2 separate regions of the Homo sapiens genome follow, and region 1 is linked to region 2. The links are chromatin contacts, found by Hi-C in ENCODE. All regions are on one chromosome and are shown on one strand. The core of a region is the stretch at or near the end of the contact, and the rest is flanking DNA. Distances in the headings are between cores, read along the strand shown. Region 1 holds the start of SESN1 (sestrin 1). Region 2 overlaps CRYBG1 (crystallin beta-gamma domain containing 1).

Region 1 (2,700 bases), core at 181-2,680, 2.6 Mb before region 2:
AATTTTTAGAATTTAGTGCAATGCAATTCTGCAATGTAAAGAATTAAAATCTACACCGATTATCAGTCCACTGATGGCCGTTCAAACCTCGACTTTTCTCAAATAATAACTTTTTAAAAGCAAACTAATTTTAAGCAAATGACTGAATCTTTTGAAAAAGTCGACTAAGTTTTGGAGACTTTTACGGTTTTGCTTTCTTTTTCCTGCTGTATCCTTAAAGCCTGCAAGAATTCCTATCTAGGAATACTGGGGATTCTTTTACGAGATGGATTTGACAACTTGCTTTCAAAGCCCTGCCTAGGATTTCATTTGACTGAGCAAATAAAGCCCAGAACATCCCTAAGCAAAGGCAAACAAAGGTGCAAATGCGCGGAGATCCCAAATCCACCCCGCGTGTGTCCACAAAAAAGGGCGGAATCAGAGGCAGCAGCGCGAAGCTCCAGTTTCCACAGCATCCTTCCTTCTTGGCCTTACTTAGGCCGCTCCCTGCGACCCTTGGGATCAGGATCCCAAATCCTTGCCTCACCCACCACACCCCGCGCTTGGGCAGCTGGACTAGTCCTTCCCACGCAAGTCACTGGAAAAAGTCCTTGGACTAAGGGAGGCCACCCTAGATGGCTTTGTCTCCAAAATCCCAGAGGAAATGGAGGAAGGAAAAACCCTGTCAAGGAAAGGTGACAACCCAGCTTACAGTGCTTACCAAGCAGACGCTCTCAGTCAGCCCCTGCCACCGCTAACCGTTGGTTCGCGGGCACCCACAGGCAACGTCGCGGTGGCCCCTGGGGGTTGTAGTTTCTGTCGCAAACAAAACGCGCCGGCAGCATCGAAACTACATTCCCCACAAGTCAACGCGAAGACGTCCTACCGACTTAAATCTGGGGTTTGGAGTAATGAAGAGGCCGTCACTACTTTTAGGGTGATCTTAAATGTAGACTCAATTTCTTCCAGGAGTCCCTTCGCGCCCTCTTTCTTTGTCGTGCTTGTTTTATGTGTGACGAAGTCTCAGTGTACTTCTACGTCTTACTTTTTCCTTCCCCTTCTCCAGGACAGAGTCCAAACGTCCGGGAACGGAAACCGCCTCAGGGCGCAAGCTTAGCGCCTCCGGGGGCGCTTGGCCCAGTTCGCAGTCACGCATGCGTAGCAGCCGGCAGTGGCTGGCAGCCGCGCGCGGCGCACTTGGGGTCCGGAGGGTAGCCTGCCAGAGGGCGGGGCTTTTTCCTAAGGCTTTGCCTCGGCGGGTCGCGTCTGCCTGGGCGGGGAAGAAGGCGCTGGGGCCGGGGCGGCTCCCGGTTTGTGCCGGGCGGAGAAAGGGGAGGGGCTGGGGGTGAGGACCCCGTCTCCACTCCCTGCTCCCGCCCTCTGGGCTGATCCCCACCGATGGGGCTGGGCGAAGGGCGGGCTTTGCGCCTCGGGCCCCGCCGCCCCGCCAGCTCCGCGGCCCAGCCTGGCGCTCGAGGATTGCCAGGGCCGCCCTGTGCCCTCTGGCTCGGCGGTGGTGGGCGAGGGCTCAGGGATCGGAGAAGTAGCGTCTTCCCGGGGGTGCCGAATTGGCGGGGCTGGGGGACGCTTTTTTTCACCGCCGCCCGCCGAGACTACGGCTGCCCGAGACTGCCGCCCTCCGACAGCGCCCAAGCCTCCGGCCGCTGCGGCCAGTGGGCCAGGGTTCGGCGAGCCTTCCCTGCCGGCGCCGGCCGGCTGCTGAGGCGCTGGGAGGAGCTGCGGAGGGCGGGGACTGGTGTCGGAGAAGGGGCGGGGTGGGAACGCCGGAGAGAACCCGGTGGCTGCACAGACAAAAAAGCCCCGAATGGCTGGAGGGCGTTCAGCTGTTAACAGCCTTTTGGGGCAGAGCACGGATTTGACAGCTCCACAACGTGAGGATATCCACTGACCCCGCGAGACGGAGGAGAACGCTTCCCCGAAATTCTCTGCCCACCAAAGCCAGCGCTGCAAGGTTGCAACTTTCAAACTTTGTTTTTCCAGAAAGAAGACTGCCCTTTCGTGTACAAGGAGAGGGTGAGAGGGTGACCTAGCTTGTAGATCGGCTGAAGGCACCAGTGGTTCCAAATGTCACCCAGATGTGTGTTTTCATGACGATTTGATTTCTCTGATTTTATTTTTACATTTTTCATTTTAAAAATACAAAGCAATTTTTTTGGGGCATGCTGAAAGGTAACTGAAGACCGCAAAGGAAAAACTATTGTCATGGCTGAAGGAGAGAATGAAGTGAGATGGGATGGACTCTGCAGCAGAGATTCAACTACTAGGGAGACAGCATTGGAAAACATTAGGCAAACCATTTTGAGGAAAACCGAGTATCTTCGTTCGGTGAAAGAAACACCTCATCGTCCATCAGACGGGCTTTCAAATACCGAGTCTTCGGATGGGTTGAATAAGCTACTTGCTCATCTGCTTATGCTTTCTAAGAGGTGTCCCTTCAAAGATGTGAGAGAGAAAAGTGAGTTTATTCTGAAGAGCATCCAGGTAAGGAAGAGCATTTTAAATACAACTATGTCTCTACTACAGTTAAATTTTACTTGCCGTTATTCACGTTGTGTTTGTTTCTATTAGGTTGTTATGTAAACTTTTATTATGAGTTTACATCTTTAGAGTGTTCTGTAAGTAAACAAGTAGTGTTTTTCTAGAGTTTTAGGCAGAAACTGCTTTGCTCCTGGAAGAATATATGAAAACTACAGTTAATTC
Region 2 (2,700 bases), core at 201-2,700:
GGTTTTCTCTTTTTGCGGGTATTTTTCCATGTGGCTTGGACTTTTCAAACTGGAGTGTGATGTACTTGACGAGTTGAAATTGAAGACCTTTAAGGAGTTGTCGGGCAGAAGATTTGACTGTTCTTTGTTCAAACCACAGGGCGGGGCACCCTCAGTCGTGGGCTGTGACACTGAAGACTGAGATAGGGAACCGTTCTGAGAAGTACTGAAAGCCGTGGTCATAGTGTTGACTGATGTCACAGAAGGAGAAAAGATTTTGTCTTGTGGTAAAGAAGATAACAAGCTTGAGAAAAGTGCACTTTTTTCTAGTCTCGATCTCTTAATGCCACCATTTGTGACGTCCCTGTTCTCTTTGTCATTGATTTCCGGCATCACCAGAGGCTCACTGTTCCCATTAGTGTTGGTGTGCAGGGACTTGAAGAGGACGCTCTGTTCAGCAGATGCACGTTTGGGTCTCAGTTTGGATTTTGTGTCAAGGTTCTGCATCAAATGTAAAGCCGGTGACATTTCTGGCTGACTTTCCTTCTTCTTCCCCAAACCAAAGGTAAACACTTTGGGATCAAACACCTTTTCTAAATGGTCTTCGTGAATAGGAGGCATGGCAAAGTGAGGAGCAGGAGAGTTTGGCATCCTGGCCTTCTTTCTTTTCATGGGCATACAAACTGCGCTATCCATCTGTTTTATAATTTCAGTGAATTTTTCCATATCAGAAGAAGAATCAAATACACTATCATCACTACCAGCAGAAATGTTCAAAAGGCTGGCAGGGCTATCCTGGCCATTTGTAACAGTCTGATCTGGCCTTTGAGGAGTGGCTAAGTGATTTCCGCTGCTGGGAGAGTTGGTGGGACTGGATTCAGCCATCAGGGGTGTTCTGCTGCCCTGACTTTGAGCCTGAATAGGCAGAGTTTTCTCTGATGCTGGCGGTATGACTTGTGGGCCAGATTTTGCCGCGAGCTCTGCTGTGCAATGAGAGTGTTCATTGCCCAGTACTTCCTCTTGTGGGGGAGCACAACTTGCAACGGAAACCACTTCAGGTTCATTACTGTGACAAGTTGGCAACTGCACTTCTCTAACTTCAGAGCTCTCTGGGATGACCTGGGAGCTCACATCCTGGGTGCTCTCCACGGGGAGCACGAAGGACCTGACCTGGACGAGGACTCTGGATGGACACTCACTTCCCACAGCTTCTGGACTACGCTCTGTGGACAAAGGAGGGGTTGTTTCTCCTCCAAGTTCTAAAAGTGGCATTTTCTCATTGTTCTGACGAGACACAGGCAAAACACATCCTTTATGGTTTTCTGACACTTTTAGATCAGTGCATGGGAAACTGCTTATGGGTGATTGAACACATGTGTCTTTGGGAACATCCCCAGGAGCGGGTGCAGACAGTGAAAGAGAAGGCCCAGGAGATGACTCAGCAGGGGACTGTGAGTCAGAAAATGTATGCTGTGGCTTTGGCATGGCCGTTGGAGGTAAATCTTTGGTATCCACAGTGGTGGGGATGTCTTGTGCTGTATCGGTTACATTTTCAAGTACAAGGCTTTTGCTGTCTGCAGCCTCTGAGTCCTCCTTCTCTAAGAGCTTATGATCCTTGACAGGAATCAGAGCAGAAGCCACTGGTTCTGAAAGGCAGCCAGCATCTGTTTGTACATCTGCTTTATCATCTTGGTTAGGCTGAGGACCAAGAGCTTGATTCTCAGAAGAGTCTCCATTCATTCCTCTGGTTGCTGGCAGAATCTCTTCTTCCGAGACGGTAACTTTGGTTTCTATAGCAGTTTCCTTAACCAGCACACCATTCTGGGGACTGTTTGGCATTACTTTCTTTTCAGGTTGCTCCATTTCTTTGGCTTTTTTGGCTAAATTCAGCTTTGCCCTCCCAACAAACGTTTTACTAGAGGCAGGAGTATTCCTTTGGCCTCGAATGTCAGTGTGTCTTGGGCTACTGTTTGTCCGTTTGTTTTCAAATAAGGAGATTTTGGTGGCAGTGTTGCCTTTGTGAACTGGCTGGCTAAATGGATTGTGCTCATTTCCCAAACTGTCAAGATTCTTAGGGGTTTTAAGATTTAGTTCCACATGTTTGGGCTTGGCAGGGCTGTGAGGAAAAAGCAGGAAGATAAAGTTATTGACCTAGTTTTAAAAAGTGAACACACAAACCAATTAATTATAAAACTATGAAAAGCCAACATCTCCCTGATATATAACATTTGGAGTGTGGTGTGTGTGTGTGTGTATGTGTGTGTGTGTGTGCGCACACATGTGTTTTTAAGACAAGGTCTTGCTCTGTCGCCAAGACTGGAGTACAGCAGTGTGATCATAGATTGCTGCAGCCTCGAACTCCTGGGCTCAGGCAATCCTCCTGCTTCAGCCTCCCAGGTAGCTGGGACTACAGGCACATATCACACACCCAACTAATTTTTTTATTTTTATTTTTTTGTAGAATGGGGTCTATGTCACCCAGGCTGGTCTCAAACTCCTGGCTTCAAGCAATCCTCCCATCTTGGCCTCCCCAAGTGCTGGGATTACAGGCATGAGCCACCATTCTCTGCCACATTTGTTTTTTAATGAAACTATTTTTAAATAGTCCTAAGTACACTACCAACTATTTTTAATGGGTGTTTTGCTTGCATATGAGGGATCGGAAGATTATATAGCCAAGAAACTCTAGGGATGAGGGATGAACTAATTTATTGAGTACGT

Evidence for each region. Hi-C counts contacts between places; a loop is a spot of excess contacts on that map. Pooled maps may share reads with other maps.
Region 1: a loop to region 2 is called in a map of naive thymus-derived CD4-positive, alpha-beta T cell, with 11 times the contacts of the local background. The contact joins the promoter of SESN1 here to the enhancer-like site in region 2. A Hi-C loop is called at or near these places in 2 of 168 maps with a recorded cell type or tissue (both naive thymus-derived CD4-positive, alpha-beta T cell), 1 of 37 single-sample maps with no recorded cell type and 9 of 50 pooled maps.

The regions. Positions count from the first base shown.
Region 1 is chr6:109,093,576-109,096,275 of GRCh38, reverse strand. SESN1 (sestrin 1) reads left to right here and starts at 1,430. Exons shown (of 10, transcript NM_014454.3): 1 at 1,430-2,481. The coding sequence starts at 2,203. It overlaps CEP57L1 (centrosomal protein 57 like 1), which reads right to left and starts at 769. Exons shown (of 11, transcript NM_001271852.3): 1 at 701-769. RefSeq lists enhancers at 783-1,042, 1,913-2,062 and a silencer at 1,103-1,802.
Region 2 is chr6:106,518,526-106,521,225 of GRCh38, reverse strand. It overlaps CRYBG1 (crystallin beta-gamma domain containing 1), which reads right to left. Exons shown (of 22, transcript NM_001371242.2): 4 at 1-2,095. Among named protein-coding and RNA genes, the nearest start is that of RTN4IP1, 110 kb to the left of the region's middle. RefSeq lists enhancers at 260-309, 1,050-1,539, 762-1,961. Within about 2 kb of position 1,450, at least 24 of the 41 ENCODE cell types and tissues checked have a DNase peak (open chromatin) inside an H3K27ac peak, as active enhancers do.